Regions from separate parts of the Mus musculus genome. Here region 2 is linked to region 1. A link is a loop called in an ENCODE intact Hi-C map of the cell type or tissue named here. Cell type or tissue: heart. All regions are shown on one strand. Each heading gives the region's core, and the rest is flanking DNA. Links, peaks and the distances in the headings are about the cores only.

The links. Peaks named below come from ENCODE experiments on the same cell type or tissue, not always from the same donor. Only the 100,000 strongest peaks of a DNase experiment are listed, where the experiment ranks them.
Region 2: it touches region 1 in a loop (4-fold over the local background); 3 of 42 quality-filtered maps call a loop at or near these places.

Annotation. Positions count from the first base shown.
Region 1 is chr8:121,258,400-121,266,890 of GRCm38, forward strand. Gm33823 (a long non-coding RNA gene) reads right to left here and starts at 6,175. Exons shown (of 3, transcript XR_388123.4): 1 at 4,852-6,175; 2 at 4,060-4,220; 3 at 3,390-3,693. In heart, for the core only: no CTCF peak of the experiment used is centred there; DNase peaks (open chromatin) are centred at 4,552 and 5,172; H3K4me3 peaks cover 1,536 bases; H3K27ac peaks cover 4,824 bases.
Region 2 is chr8:121,332,019-121,340,509 of GRCm38, forward strand. No RefSeq gene overlaps it. Among named protein-coding and RNA genes, the nearest start is that of Gm33823, 72 kb to the left of the region's middle. In heart, for the core only: a CTCF peak has its summit at 3,864 (motif pointing right); DNase peaks (open chromatin) are centred at 583 and 3,073; H3K27ac peaks cover 3,213 bases.

The DNA of each region.
Region 1 (8,491 bases), core at 89-8,088:
GAAGTTGACCAGTCTGAGCAATCTTATTGTGTGCAGATACGAGGAAGGCATGGAGCCCAGTGCCTGGCACCCAGGAAAGACTCCACGATGCCTCCAGCTCACATCCTGCACATATCCCGCCTGCAGACCTTGGAGGGACTCCCCACCGGCTCTTCCTCATTCCTGTCAGACTCTCCCGTTTTTTTGCTCCCACGCCAAAGCCCAGGAAATATGAGCTGCGGCCCTGTGGGCCGTAGGGCAGTCGGGGAGAAGACAAATGTTCTGTGGGAGGGGTGGCTCCAGGGTCACACCGGCGTCAGCAACAACTTGCTGCCTGTCCTCGTCCTGGGAAACCAGACTGCAGCCTGGGCTGTGACTGTGTGGGGGCCTGCGCCTCCCCAATCCCCCCCCCTGGCTGCAGGTTGGTCCTGAGTTCTCTCCTCGTTAAATGAGCTGAAGACAGTCACCCTTGACAGGGAAGGGGGGGCAATGAGAATCCCTGCAGCTCTTCCTCTGTGATCTTATTTCAGGGGCACTGTGTTCCTGGAGTCTGCTTCGAGGCAGCCAGGGATGAAGGACCTGAAGTGCTCTGGAGCCCAGGGATGACCCTGGGACCGATCCCACGGTGCGACAGTTTCTGCAACCGTTCTCAACTCTCTTTCCAAGAAACCTCCGCAACCCCGACCTGAAGGAAGTAATTATCGATGCCGTCCGACAAGCTCGCCTCTCTCCTTCTCGACCCTTCGTCTTCTTGTAACAGCTTCATTGATCATGGCTAGTGAATATGATTATCCTTTATCCACCCTGACCCTTTCTGTGGCTGAGACTGGGTTAGGGACAGAGTTCATCTCTCTTGGTTTCCTTTGTGAATTCTGGAACTGAGCGTGAAGCCTGTGGGTTCTCGGTATGTAGTCGTCAACAGTTGGCGTCATCTAGGCAGAGTGGAGAGAGAAAACGAGATTTGAACAAATATGACTGTGATCACTGCTCTGAGTGAGCACACACACGAGAGAGAGAGAGAGAGAGAGAGAGAGAGAGAGAGAGAGAGAGAGAGAGAGAGCGCTCACAGCAGTCTGGTTGTGTTCATATATACAGTGGCGCTGTCCCAAGAGGCCTGTGACTGTGTGTGGGGTCAACTGTTGTTGGCATTGAAAACTTTTTTTTTCTTGTGTAAAATTTCAGACATATACTTTAGTGGGCAAGGGGCCCAGTGAGGATTCATGAAGCCAATTGACTGCTCTGGTTGTCCGAGTGTTGAACGAGACCAGAGATGTAGAAGGAACCTTACACTTGACAAAGAAGCTTTCAGATTTCTCCTGCGGTCAGAAGCAAGTTAAGGATGCCAGCCATCTCTGCTCCTTTCTGACATTTGTATCAACAGTCTCTCCACATGCGATACCACCGTAAAAGAAAACTGGTGGCCAGGGAGCTAGCTCAAAGCACGTGTCTTATGTCTTAGTCAGGATCACTACTGTTGTGACGTAGAACACTGCGGCCAAAAGCAAGTTGGGGACAAAAGGGTTAATCTGGCTTATAATTCCACATCGTGGGTCCATCATTGAAAGCAGTCAGAACAGAAACTCAAGCTGGGCAGGAACCTGGAGGCAGGAGCTGATGCAGAGGCCATGGAGGGTGCTGCTTACTGGCTTGCTCCCCATGGCTTACTCAGCCTGCTTTCTTATAGAACCCAGGACCACCCGCTCAGGGATGGCCCCAGACACAATGGGTTGGGTCCTCCCCCATCAACCACTAATTAAGAAAATTCCCCCACAGGCTTGCCTGCAGCCCAATTTTATGGAGGCAATTCCTCAGTTCAGGTTCCCTCCTCTCAAATAGCTGTGATAAATTGGCATAAAACTATTCAACACACCATTAAGACACAAGGTTTTAAGTTCAGATCCTGAACATTCACATAAAAAGCAGAAAGGTAGACAGGAAAAGTCTTAGGGTTCACTGTCAACCAGTCTAGCTGTATCAGTGGGAGACCTTGTTTCAAAAACAAACAAACAAACAAGGACAGAGTGATCAAGGAATGCCTCTGTGATGGTTTGTATATCCTTGGACCTGGGAGTGGCACCATCTGGAGGTGTGGCTTTGTTGGAATAGGTGTGACCTGGTTGGGATGGGTGTGTCACTGTGGGTGTGGGTATAAGATCCTCACCCTATTTGCCTGGAGGTCAGTCTTCCACTAGCAGCCTTTGGATGAAGACATAGAACTCTCAGCTCCTCCTGTGCCATGCCTGCCTGGATACTGCCATGCTCCCACCTTGATGATAATGGACTGAACCTCTGAACCTGTAAGACAGCCCCAATTAAATGTTGTTTTTTATAAGACTTGCCTTGGTCATGGTGTCTGTTCACAGCAGTAAAACCCTAACTAATACAGCCTCCATAGGTGACCTCTGTCCTTCATGTGCAAATACACACACATGCATTCACACCTGTAGACTGATGTGCACACACACAGAGGAAAGGTGGAGTGGAGAATCTGTGCACGTGTTAGCCTGGTGCTCAGGAAGCCAAAGCAAAAAGTTCAATGAGTTGAAGCTACCTTGGGCTATGCTGTAAGACTGTCTCAAAACCAAAACCAAAACCAGCTAACAACCAACGAATAGGAAGGGAGGCAAAATTGACAGGAAAGAAAAAGAATTATGGAAAGAGATAAAAAATGTGGTTGTTGGTAGACAATAGTACCATCTTCAATGGAAACCCAGCAGAATCTACAAGGTAATAACAGCAGTAAATAAGTCCCGAGAATGTACCATCTTAGTTTTGTTTCTGTTATTATAATGAGGCATCCTGAGAAAAAGCAACTTGGAGAGAAAGGGCATTATTTTAGCTTAGAGTTCCAGGTCACAGCTCATCACTGAGGGGAGGTCAAGGCAGGGAGTCCTTACAGGGTCACATCACATTCACCATCAAGAGCAGAGAGATATGAATGGAAACAGTCAGGACGCCCTGCCTAGGGAATGGTGCCACCCATACTAGGCTGTGTCTTCAAACATGAATGAACCTGTTAATTGAGACAATCCTTGATGGACATGCCAACCTGATCTAGACAGAGACTCTCTTCCTAGATGATTCTGTGTCAAGGTGATAATTAGTGCTCACAGCCCATGGCCTGGAAAATAAAAAAGCTAAAAATCTACTCGATTCTCACCAGATTGTAATCACTTAGGAATGTGTAGAATTCTACTCTCAAACCTCTCATGAATAATTCTGAGAAAGCTCTGAAAGACAATTTTGTTGGTGATTCTGAACACTGTCTGAAGAATGGGAGAGATCTGAGAGCCTCCAGACAGGAAGGCTCTGTATCAGGATGAGATTTTCAAGTCTCACAGGCAGTGGCCACAAAGCTGCCAGCACGTTTTTTGAAAATGCCATTTGACAGACTCACCCCAAGTGGGGTAGGGGTGGGATCCCAGACTAGCCGAGGTATTTTGGACATAATAATAAATGATGAGGTGAGGGAACTTGCTGACAGATGTTACAAGCTAATACGCAAAGGAAAGAAATTAAGGTAGATAAATAATTCAACAACACTGTCCGTGATGTACACTCAGTCCATGGCTGTTTGTTGAGCTGCTGTTATGTACCAGGTTGTCTTCCACATGTTATCTATGCAGTTGTCTGATGTCCACTCCTCCAGGAAGCCCCGGTCTTGAGGAAAAGTACAGATAGTCCATGGATAAGTCTGAGGCACAGTAGTGTTGTCTGCAAAAATAAATCAAGATGAGGAGAAGGCATGTGTGTGCATTTGTGAGGAGGGTAGACTCTGGTCTGAGAAGGCTACCAAGTTTACTGTAGGATGAGCAATGAAGCGGGACTCCCCACCCACCTCCAGATGAACTAAGGTCCCAGAACAGGCTGAGACACAGCGAACTGGGCAACGAGTTCAGAGTAGCTAGGGAAAGCTAATGGGGAAGAGATGAGGACGGCCAGAGACTTGGTGCTATTTGCAGCAGGGCAACAGTAAGAGGAGAAATTTCCATGGTAAGAAGAGCCCATTTGAGTGAGAGTAGAGCCTGCTCCAAGATCAGGGGAGGACAGAGAACCGAGAGATAAGCATGGAGCTGTCACCCAAGTTGTCGAGGGTGCTGGAGGGGCACGAAGAGTTAGTGGGTCCCCAAGAGAGTGAAGCAGTGGTGTGTGGGGTTTGCTGTTGTCTTGGATGAAGACATGAGCAGAGACTCTGGGCTGGTGAGCCAAGATTCGCTTTTCCCAGGACAGGAGACACGGAGCTGGACAGACAGAAAGGACAGACATGTAAGACGTTTGTTTAGACCGCCTGCTTTGCCCTTGAGAGCTCCAACAAGCCTGAAGAACACAGGCTAACTACCAGCTCTTATCTCTCAGTCCCAGGGTATGAGGTCCCGCAGGCACCCTGCAGGGAGAGGCCTGGCTTAGTCTAATATGGGGCCAAACTGAGCTCTGATTCATTTTGACCAGTCATGTGACCCGTGACCTGCCTACTCCCTCCCTCCCCCCTAGCTCCAGGAGCCCCTTCCAACCCAAAGACTCTGGGAATTCAGGAAATCCCAATTTAGATACGTGGCTTCGGAAACTGGCAGCCACCAGAGAACGGAATCCGGAAGGCCCTGCCATTGTGCGCACAGTCTAGACTCGGGACTGGATCACTGCGCCAGGAAGGAGTGAAAGTCCCTTTCTCGGCTGTCCACCTTTCCAGGAAGCAATAACCAGGCACAGCTCTGCCAAGCTCTCTCGGGGTCCAGGGCCACCCCGGGGCTTGGCCAGCCGTGTTATTATTCCCGCACCCCTTGCCAGATGCACCACGCCCAGCTAGTGCTTCCTCGGAGATAACACGGGTAGAGTGACCACATCAACCTGCACAAACAGGTGGCACTTATTTACATGGGGACAGGGAGTCGCCAGTCCGCATGCCAGGTGGGAGTCGAGCCTGATAAAGCTGCTTGCTTATCACAGAGGGTTAGAGGTGTTGTTTTCTTGTTTGTTTGAAGTTAGGGATCTGTAAAGTCCAGCGTGGCTGTGACCAAGTTTAACAACAGTTACAGAGAGGCTCAGAGAAGATGAAGCCGCAGGAGCTGGCCTGCTCTGTGTGCGTGAGCCGCACCATGGAATCTGTCGGGCTGGTTTTGACAGGCAGGGACAAAGTGAGGATTAATGAACCATTTGCCTTTGGACAAAATGACACGTTAAGTAAACCTGTGGGTGTTCCACACCGGCACTGCACCCTCGGCTTCGAGTCAGACACTTCTGCGCATGCTCCCTCGGCTTCCGGGGTGGGGAGGTGGGGTGGGGGTGGGGAGTTGTCAGTCACTTCTGCACATGTGGCGCTGAAAGACTCAGGGAGACACAGGCCTGGCGGTCAGGCCAGAGTCCGGTGATGGCTTCCACAGCCAATTGGCAGCCAGATGCACACAGTGACTGGTTGGGTTCAGGGCCTCTGTTCCAAGTCACTCTGCTCTGTCTTGGAATGTGTCATATACATCTTCTTCGGCTGGTCAGTCAGATGCCACCTGCTGAGGTTCTGCTAGACAATCAACGCGTCTCGTTTTATCCTTGGAAAACCCAAGGAGATGGCACCTGGTCAGGCTTTGCCGCTGCGGATGAAAGAACCAGACAGCAAGCTCCATCACCCAGGAGATTCCGTTTGCAAACTTCCTGGGACAGTCCAGCTCTAGTGCTGTGGAGTCCCTAAACCAAGAGCCAGACAGAGCACCCACATGTGGGTTCAGAAGCTTCCGTAGCTGACCGCTCCCATGGAGAGACAGAGCCAGGCCCCTTAGTACCATCTTGGAGTTTCTGACCTCTGAATAGGGGCCTCTTCCTCTCCTGCCATCCTGTGAGGGAGTTTGGGGTAGAGACCTCAAGAGATCCTGCGTAGACAGGGAAACATTCAGGCCAGTGTGAGCTGCAGATGATACACCTGAACCCTGGGAGAATAAACAGAAACCAAGACAGTGCCCAGGCACCAGACACTGGGCACCAAGGAACCTAGGCTTTCGCCAGCCACGGGACACGCAGGCAGCAAAGTGGCCCGGCCAGTTTTGCCTGCCTCTGTCTGCAGCCCAGCCTGGCTGTCCGCCTCTCTGGTTTGGGTGGCAGTGTGGCAGGCCATCAGATAGGCAGCACATTCCACTGGGGATTTTCAGGTTGGGATAATCTGATATGTGTCTGGACACGCCATTTCTGCCACTGCCGCTGTGATATCTATCGCCTGTTCAAATCAACAAGGGCAGAGAGCAGGAAGCCTTGTACAGATCCACTGCAACCTCTTCCTCTCCCTCCTCCTCCTTCCGACTTCCTCTCCCTCTTCCCTCTCCTCTCCTCCTCCTCTCCCTTTATCTCCCTCCTCTCCCTCCTCCCCTTCCTCCTCCTCCCACTCCTCCTCCTCCCCCCTCCTCTCCCTCCTCCTCCCCTTTATCTCCCTCCTCTCCCTCCTCCCACTCCTCCTCCTCCCCCTTCCTCCCTCCTCCTCCCAATCCTCCACCTTGCTTCGTAGTGTCCTCAAAGCTCCCTGATGGCTGCCCTTCCCTCTGGCACCCACTTGTCGGTTCCCAGCACTGTCGAGTAGGAAGGTTGCCAGCATGAGGGGAGGAGACTGTTCAGAGGGCTGTGGTCAGTCTCAACCTCTGCCTGCTAGGATCCAAAACAGTTGGGCAAGCCCTCACCTCTGAGCCTCACCTTCCCCACCTGTAATGTGGGGGCAGGGCTAACATGCAGACACTTAGCAGAGCTCTGATGGCCGCCGCCATTCAATGGAGCTGACGAGCCTGGCTGGGATCCCAAGGCAGGCAGGCTTCCTGCACATCAGCTATTTGCTGGCACCTGTGGAGTGAACTTGTTTTGGTTTTGCCACAGACATTGTTGTAATTGATTGACAGAAACAAGCTAAGGGGACATTTATTTTGGCTCTTGGTTTCGGGGGTTTTGGTCAATGATAGCAGGGAGAGCCGAGGGCCATCCATGGCAGTGACAGGGGGCAGTGGAAGCTTGTCACCTGGTAGAAGACCAGATACTGAGAATAAGCAGGAACCACTGGTGTGTGTAACTTTCAAAGGCCACCCCCACCCTCAGATCTGCTTCCTGCAGTAAGGCTCCACATCCTAAAGGTTTCACTGGCTCTCCAGACAGTGCCATCCGCTGGAACCAGGCGATAAAATATGAGCCTGCGTGGGACATTCTTGTACCAACCACAATTCACTGATAGGACAGTTATCTTAATGAGTGAAGCCACAATCTAAAGAAATGTGGGACCAATATTTGAGGAGCATGTATCACCACAATAAAAATGGAAGTAACTTTGCCCTAGCAGTCAGACCTAAGGCACCGGTATCCAGCCTGGGCCAAGGCCCAGCTTTGCCATGTTCAGGCTCTTTGACCTTGGACAGGTGTATCAATGTCTCTGAATTTATGTTTCTTTACAATGGAGGTACACCTAGCATACATTTATGGGGTACGATGAGTGTACCCATAAGAACTCACTGATGGAATCTGGGTCATTGCCACGTCATGTCCACAGTGGGCACTGGGTGAAAGGTGACCATGGTGAAGAACGGGGACCAGGGAAAGGGAGAAAGCACACTCCATCCATGTGTGTGCTCTTCCCTGAGGGAGGACAGCAGGACGGAGCTATCATTACCTTAAGCCAGGAGGGGAAGTTCGGTCTGGATACTGGACTTAGAGGCTGCTGTCTCTGCATCTGCAGCCAAGAAGCCTGGGAGGAGGGATGCTACAGCTAAGCTGCCGGTCCAGGGCAGGGGGCCATGTCCCTTCCTCACCCCAGTGCAGGACAGGGACCCAGTTCCTCCCTCACTAGTCTTCAGAATTTGCTTAGTTGCCTTCTTTAAAACAAGAAAAAGGAAAAATTAAGTTGACCAAGAACAGTAGGCTACACAGGATACAACCAGATGCAGAGGACAGGGCTACAGCACCTCTGACCTTGGCTCAGCCTGAACGAGTCAGTCTGCCCGGGGGCGTGCAGCCTGAGCCCTCCAGGCCATGGAAATCGGTTTCTCCCTTGCCTCTCTAAGTTCTATTCCCAACCAAAGAGACAGAAAACCCACACTGAGGGTGTTGAGGACACTGGAGAGACTCCCTCATGAGAAAGTGAGTCTTTGGATCTCTGTTAGTTGGGGATACTCTGAGGATGAGGAGGCCATGGCTCTGACAGTGGCCATGTGGAGGGTGGAGTTGTCCACGGGCACGAGCTATTCTGCCATGAAATCTGCTCTTACTGCTGGGTGGGTTTGGGTATGCTTGAAACTTTTGACCCCTTTGCTGTCCTTGTCCAAAATAAGAGGCCAGAAGCACGGCGGCTTGAGGCCGAAGTCACGTTAGGTACCAGGCCTCCCACAGACCTCGAAAGTGGATCTCCAGGGTCAGCATGACGGCTCAGAGAGTGGGGGTTCACGTTGCCAAGCCTGAGGACCTGGCCTGAGTCCCAGGACCCACACAGTAAAGGAGAGGACAGACTCTTCAAGGTGTCCTCTGACCTTCACATGTGCACTGCAGACACACACACACACAG
Region 2 (8,491 bases), core at 91-8,090, 74 kb after region 1:
GATGCTCAGGACCCAAGAATGGCACGTTGTAGCCAAGCCCCCTGGAGACAGGTAAGTGCACAGGACACGGGTCATGGGGAGGAGCGACTTCTAAAGGCAGCAACCCAGAGGGGTGGGTAGGCCTGGAGATCCAGTCGCCAGCTGTGGAGCCCTGCTCTGGGCCCTGGAAACCATACCTGGAATTTTCTTTGATAAAAGAATCTTGGAACCTGGAGATGACTCCAAGCCGGACCTCCTGTCTGCTCTGCAGATGGGGAAACTGAGGCACCCAGTATCAAGTGGAGTTTCTGAATTACAGTCCCAAGGGCTTCTTCAGGCAAGGCACCCTGTCTTCTCGGGATGACCAGGTCTGGTTCTCCTCAAATGCAGCGGGAAGGCAGGGCACACAGGGAACCTGCCTCCAGGCTGGAGAAGGATTCCACAGGAAGATGGACAGGGACACACACACACACACACACACACACACACACACACACACACACACGAGCTCATGCTCCTTGTCTCCAGGGAGGCAGGAGGCCAGAGCTAATGATAATATGTTTCCTGAGAACTTTCCACTCTTCTGAAACACTTCTAATTATGTCTGGAGTCCTTCCTTCCTACCCCACAGAACGGGAGGAACACGCGGCCCGGGAGTGTTCTTTCTGCAGCAGCCTGGAGTCAGTCCAGGCCTAACGGGGCCAGAGCCGGGGGAGTCCTGGTTCCCTGCCGCTGACCACTGGCACATCCTGCCATTGCCTACCCCCATGTGCAGGTGCTCCCTGTCACAACTGTGGCAGCTGGAGTCCTCCATCCCACTGGAGAGCATTCCCAAAGGGAGCCATCTTTGATGGTAAGCAGTGCCCTGTGGGTACTTCTTGCTGCAGTTCTGACAGGCGAAGGGCCGGCTCATGCTGTCTTTTGTTTGTTTGTTTGTTTGTTTTTGTTTTGTTGCTGTTGTTGCTGCTGTTGTTTTGGAGTGGCTACTTGTTGCCTGGAGCCCAAACGTTTCTTTAAGAACCCCCTAAATGTGTCAAGCATCGCCCCATCTGGGTTCAGAGCTCACTCTGGTGTCCCCGACCCCTCTGGACATTTTCTGAAATCAGTCCCCATAGTCCACGAGTGTCCCGTCATTGTATCTGTCACATGCAACATGAGTATCGCACAGGATGCACGCGTTGCAACACACACACTATGCTACATAATGCTGGATACTATGTAACATTGATCAGAGCCCCACACAATGAACAAGACTGGGCTTGGGAGCAGTTGGTGACCACACAGGAAAAGGAGAAAGGGTGAGCCTCAGCCTTAAACCCAGACTCAGGAACTCGACAGGCATCTGCCCAACCACATAGCCCTTGTCTCTCAAGCCTCAGTTTCCTGATCTGTCATGTGGGAGACAGAGCCTCGCTGCAGAGGCAGAGATTGCATGCACCTGCCCAGCTCAGTCACAGTGGGCAGCCTCAAGCATGGGCTGCTGGCAGGGAGGGGCCTGGTAGAGGGGCAGACAGAAGGACAGGAGACTGAGGACAGAAGGCTCTGGAATCTCGATCCCCAAAGCCTTTGTCACCTACACCAGTGTAGTCTGTCCCAAGTCCTACCTGAGCTGGGCTGGGGGCTTCAGGCTGCTCCTCCAGTCCAGCAAAGGGAACTCTCAGCTTTGTATCCACAGTGGTGCGTCTCCCTCCCTCTGTCTTGCTTGTTCCCTGCCGGAACTGATTTTCTACGCACACACTGAACAATGGGCACAGTGGCATGGGGTGGGGAGGCTGGGGGCAGGCAGAGTGACTGCCTTTACTCCAGAAGCAGCCCTCACTACCTCCTCAAGATCCCTGTGATGAAGGCGTGAGCTCTCAGCTCTCACATAGTCTGATACTGAGTCCAGCACATGAGCTCTCAGCTCTCACATAGTCTGATCCTGAGTCCAGCACATGAGCTCTCAGCTCTCACATAGTCTGGTCCTGAGTCCAGCACATGAGCTTTCAGCTCTCACATAGTCTGATCCTGAGTCCAGCACATGAGCTCTCAGCTCTCACATAGTCTGATCCTGAGTCCAGCATCCACGTGGCTCTGACACATCAGCCGAAGAAGCCTCTCTTCCCACATCTCCAGTCACTGCCCTGGGACTGAGAGTTCCAGAACGACTCCTCTGAAGCTAAGTGGTGATGGGATTTCCAGGGTCAAACAGCTTGTTGTAAGGCCACAGGACCAAAGTAACAGTCGTCACCACCACCATCATCAATACCATCGTTATCATCATCACCATCACCACCATCACCACCATCACCATCATCACCATCACCACCATTATCATCATCACCACCACCATCACCATCATCACCATCATCACCATCATCACTACCACTATCACCCTCCCCTCACCTCCAGTTCATCTACTTACTGGTTCCAGCTCTGCACTCCTCCCCCATTGCCTCTCTATCCTGCTGTGCACCTCCACTCACCCATAAGACCACCTCCCTGTACTAAATCCTTCTTTGTGGGGGATGAACAGAGGCCTGAATGTGCAGCTGTCAGCAAGGCAGCAGGGAAAACCGCAAGTCCACCCTGACTCTGTCACAGCGTGGCACACTTGACAGACATCTCCTACGCCAGTGTTCATCCTGCACTAGACTGACGGCAGAGGGACACTCCAGCCTGGTCAGGCTGAAGAGCTTGCTTATCTGAGGGGGAAGAAAACGGGGTGTCGGGCATTCGCCCCTGCTCCTCAGTCTGGCTGGCTCCTGCAGGCCACCACACCGGAGGGTGTGACATATGTGTGTTCACGGACCTGAGCAAAGCCGGGCCTGCTTCCACGTGGAGAACATGGCTCCTCGCGGCTCTCCAGCCCACAGGACTCTGACCTCCACGGCCACACCATGAGCCTGGGCTGGATGCCCTCGGCCAAGAGCCGCCGAGGCAGGGCCAGATTTATGACTTTGTTATTAGTTGTTTTGGAGTTGTTACAGCCACACGCTCCCTGGAGAATCCCCGAGCTGCTTTCTCTAGGACATATCAGGCAGACAGGGAGGAAGTATGTGAAGCTGGGAACATCCTGTGTGGCAGTGTCTCCCGAGCCCCAGGTACCGGGCCTTTTGTTTGCAGCCAGAGTGAGGCGGAAACTGATAAAGGCCAGGGGCTGGGGGAGGGCCTGCGGCACCTTGGTGCCCTGGTCGTTCTCCACCAGGACACATGTCCTCAGCTTCCTGAGCAAAACAGCCACAGGCCGTGAGCCTCTGATGCCGAGCCAGCCGCCCAGGGAGCCCCTCTTAACGAGACCCGCCGCCCAGTGGATTGCTGACTCTGCACGGAGCAGCCTCTGGCTCGCCAGCCAGAGGGGCCAACAGGCTGTGCCCACCACCAACACAGGGTCCCATTGTGTGTGCAGCTCCGCCCCCATCCCTGCTCCCAGAATCCTCCTGGTTGTGGTTCTCTGAATGCAGAGGGGGTCTGGGAGAGGGGGAGAGGCTAGAAAGACCAGCAACACCAGGTTTGTGTAGCCTGAGTGTCTTTTGAAAATACACTCACACATATAAGTAATGACATCAATAATGCTGAGAGCATAGTAAGGTCTGCAGACACAGATACTGACTTATTAGAGGGTAGGCTGTGAAATCCGCTCACTTTCCCTTTAGACCATTCTGCAACGTCCAAAAAAAAACCAAAAAACAAAAAAACAAAAAACAAAAAACTTAATAAGCATGTATTCCCTTTAGTGTGGGGAAAATATGTGTCTTTAATGTGAAAGATTTGTTTATTTGTGTATCGAGCACCTATGTGAATGAATGTATGTGTGTGTGTGTGTGTGTGTGTGTGTGTGTGTGTGTGTGTGTGTGTAGCATGTGCATGCAGTACCTCCAGAGGCCAGAAGGGGGAGTGTGTTCCCCCTGGAGCCTCAGTTACAGGCAATTGTAAACTGCCCAACATGTGTGCCGGGGGCTGAACGGCTGTCATCTTGAAGCGCACAGGTCTCTTCACTGCGGAGCCATCTCTCCAGCCCCTGACATTTCTTTAATCTGGAAACTGTAGCACAACCTCATGGAACGGGGTTCACAGAATCATCTAGAAGCAGCGCAGAGTGGGAGGATTGTAGTTATGAAAACCCTCCTCTGTTCTGTGCAGAGAGGCCATTCATAACTCAGCACTGGGGGAGAAGGGTATCCCTGGGCCACAGATGCCGCCATGGCCGGGTTCCAGTTTGACTGAGCTTGAGTCTACTGGGAAGAGTCGCACATAGTGCGGGCGTCCGCATGCTTGCTCAGGTTCATCTCTGGGCATCTGAGTGTCTTTCACAGCATAGGAGCTCTGGAGGCCCTGGCGGGGACGTGGCATACATGACACTGTTTCCAAAGACTCACCCAGGGTGCCAAGCACAAGGAACCGTCCAGCGGTGCCACCGTTTACAGAGAGGGAGATGCTCGGAGGCCTCACAGTTGCTGCTCTTCCCACCCAGATGTTCCCATGTGAGCACCACAGGACAGGTCACCGTCAACTGCACAAGGAACTTAAAAGCCTCAGACTGTCGTTGGGAAGAGCCCTGCCACCAGCAAAGCTTGAGAGGTTTAATAGCTGAGACCTACCCAACCAGATGTTAGGGGGATGTGGTGGTTTGAAAATAATACCTATAGGCTCTTGGGGAGTGGCACTATTGGGGGTGTGGCCTTGTTGGAGTGGGTGTGGCCTTGTTGGAGGAAGTATGTGGGTGTAGGGTGGACTTTGTGGTCTTAGATGCTCAAGCCAAGCCCAGTCTCTCTCTCCCTCCCCTTCCCTCTCCCCCTCCCCCCTCCCCTACCTCTCCCTGTTGCCTTCAGATATAGATATAGAAATCTCATCTACATCTCCAGCACCATGCCTGCCTGCATGCTGCCATGCTTCCTGCCATGATAATGGACTGAACCACTGAAACTGTAAGCCAGCCCCCAATTAAATGCTGTCCTTATAAGAGTTGCCTTGGTCATGGTGTCTGCTCACAGCAATAAAGACTCTAAGACTTGCCCAAACCTCAGTCACAGCTCCATCCCTCAGTAGCCAGAGAGGGGAAAGACCTTGAGTAAATCTGTCATAGACCAGGCAGGTCAGGGAACTGGGGGACCCACTCTGCTCCTCAGAATTGGCCCCTCGACTCTGCTCTCCACAGAGGCCGTGCGCTTACACCTGCCCACTGTGAGTCTCTGCCCACAGGAGTGCAGTGGGCAGCACCACTTCCCTCTGAACACAGTACAGGAAACATCAAGAGGCCAGGGCTTCAGGAAGAGTGACCACTGGGGGGGGGGGGCGCGGGGAGAGGAGGTGACTAGGCAAGGCAGGGGCATCTTTCTCTCCTGCTTGAACCACACAGACTTCTAGGATGGAGAAGGGTAGGGAGGCGGCGGGTGGGGTTCTGCAGGGCCTAGACATCCATGTGCATCTCTGTTCCCCAGGAGCCCTAGCTGGCATCATGATGACAAAACTGCCCCTTCTCTACCTCCTCCTCCCCTTCTCACTCTACCTCCTCCTCCCCTCTCTCCTCCTCCCCTCCCCTTCTCTCTTTCCTCCTCCTTCCCCTCCTCCCCTTCCTTTTCTCCTTCCCCTCCTCCCCTCCCTCTTTCTCCTTCTCCTCCCCTCCCTCCTCCCCCCTTCCTCCTTCTTCTCCACCTCCTTCCCTTCCCCCTTTTCCTCTTCTCCCCTCCTCCTCCTCCTCCTTAGTACAGAGGCATCCCATCCACACACCAGGAAGATGATTTTACCTGCAGTACTCCACAGAAGAAAGGAGAGCAGAAGTGTTCTCAAAGTCGGTCCTATCGACCCAAATTGTGCCTGGCCACAGGCCAGCTGATGCTCTGTCCAGGAAAACGTGCCCCAAAGCAACCATGGTCCAGCCAAATAGATACATGCTGTGTCCAGTGGAATCCAACCAGACTTGGCTCAACCCTGGTTCTCTCTCTCCAGTCCCCCAGAGGCACCCCAGCTTCTGTGACAACATCCCCTTCTCCGAAACACTGGCCTGGTGCACAGCCCTGATGGTGAGGACCACAGACTCCTGTGTCCAAACCTCAGTTGATGACAATTGTCTCATCAAACCCTGATTGTGTCTGGTCACCTGAAGGCCTCACGTGTAAGGTTCCCCCTTTGGGCAGATGGGTGATAGTTGTGAATTGAAGGTCCCAGCAGCCAGGCCCGCCTCCCGACCCCCATCAAGTCCATGATGTCCTTTACTGAGGTTGCTGTCTCCTCCTTGACCTGTCTTTCTTGTTCCCCCCAGCAAGGCCGACAGAGGAGACCTTTCCAGGACCTGTTCCTGTGAGATGGAGATTTTGGATGGGGACCACTGGCCTGGTGCCTGCCATCCTGAGGAGGAGGCCAGCGAACCTGTGAATGGAGACTGTTCCTCAGCTGTAACAAAAGCAGACGGTCCCCACAGAAAGGCATCTGAAGTATGACCACCTGCAGTTGCCACATAAAGGCCTGCAGTGCAAGACAGCATGGCTGGAGCATAGGGGTTGGAGCTGTGGGGTGAAGGCCATGAAGCCACAGTCCCAACACCCAGCAACAGACTTAACCGGGCCAGTAGAACTCAAGAGGTTTGGCATACCGATCATGCTTTTATTGTCTTTTTTTTTTTTTAATGTCTTTGGAGCAATCCATGGTCCGTGAATGTCATGTATGACACATAGGAAGAGATGCCAGAGAATGGCTTCTCCTGCCTCTGTTTCCCCTCTGGCTCTCTGCCCACTTCCCTCATATGGTGATTCCCGGTCCTTCGGATGACAGTCCTGGGCTAAGAGCAAAGCCCAACCCACCTTGCATGGATCTGAATCAGCCCAGTTCTGAGTTCCACCTACACCAGGCCTCTCTCCACGTGACTAGCTGAATTCACCAGTGATGGGGAAGACAGAGTGTCATGCTCTCCATCTCGGTCCGGGAGCCCAGCACGGGACCATGGGAGCCAGCAGAGCCTAACTCTCAACTCAAGGCCTTGACTCTAACTCTTGGCTTCTCTGTCCCTTTCATGGGTCAACCTGACACCCCAGGATGCCAATTTGGGACCCCAGGTCCAACCTACCCTGTCTTGGGAGCTTTTTGAGAGCAAGCAGCGCCGAGCAGTGGTGGCACGTGCCTTTAATCCCAGCACTTGGGAGGCAGAGGCAGAGGCAGAGGCAGAGGCAGAGGCAGAGGCAGAGGCAGAGGCAGAGGCAGAGGCAGAGGCAGAGGCAGAGGCAGAGGCAGAGGCAGAGGCAGAGGCAGAGGCAGAGGCAGAGGCAGAGGCAGAGGCAGAGGCAGAGGCAGAGGCAGAGGCAGAGGCAGAGGCAGAGGCAGAGGCAGAGGCAGAGGCAGAGGCAGAGGCAGGCGGATTTCTGAGTTCGAGGCCAGCCTGGTCTACCAAGTGAGTTCCAGGACAGCCAGGGCTACACAGAGAAACCCTGTCTTGAAAAACAAGACAAGAGAGAGAGAGAGAGAGAGAGAGAGAGAGAGAGAGAGAGAGAGAAGAGAGAGAGAGAGAGAGAAGAGAGAAGAGAGAAGGAGGAGGAGGAGGAGGAGGAGAAGAAGAAGAAGAAGAAGAAGAAGAAGAAGAAGAAGAAGAAGAAGAAGAAGAAGAAGAAGAAGAAGAAGAAGAAGAAGAAGCAGCAGCAGCAGCAGCAGTCAGGCCACACCCCCATCGAGGCTGCAAGAAGGCTAAGCTGCAGCAGAAAATTTACCACTGCGCTCAGCTGAGAGCAGGAGTGCGGTAAAGAATAAGAAATCTGGGAATGTGAGGATCTGGGACTCCCCTCCTCCCTCTGGAACTTGCCCTCCTCCCTCTGGAACTTGCCCTCCTCCCTCTGGAACTTGCCCTCCTCCCTCTGGAACTTGCCCTCCTCCCTATATAGAGAAAGGAAGAACCAGATGGCCACTGCAAGGATGCCGGGAGCAGGGTGCTTGTTCTGACTGGAGGACGGACAGCCAACCTTGCGTGCTGGGCTTGGGGAGATGGCACACTTGGTACAGTTGTTCGTTTCAAAGCACAAGGACCTGTGTGCCATCCCAGGATTCATGTTAAGAAAATCTAGGTGTGGTGGCACCTGTTTATAATGAAGTATGAACATGCACATATACCACACACATACGTGAACACATACAAAATTAAAAATGAAAAAGGAATACTGGAAAGATAGCTTCACAGTTAAGAGCATTTTCTGCTCTTCTGGAGGACCCAGGTTCAGTTCCCAACATCTACAGCCTGCTATAACTACAGCTCCAGGAGATCCAGCGCCCCCCTCTGACCTCTGCAGGCACCAGCCACACACACAGTGCATGTATATGCATGTACATAAAACACAAACATAAAATAAATCTAAAACAATGCTTAAGTTAAAGGTAATTTCTTCGTATAGGAAAGTAGTGTGTCACACACCCTCCCCCAGGACTCCTGCACAACCCCCAGAGCAGCAGTCCTCAACCTTCCCAATGCTGCGACCCTTAACACAGTTCCTCATGCTGCGGTGACCCCCAACCATACAATCATTTTCCTTGCTACTTCATAGCTGTGATTTTG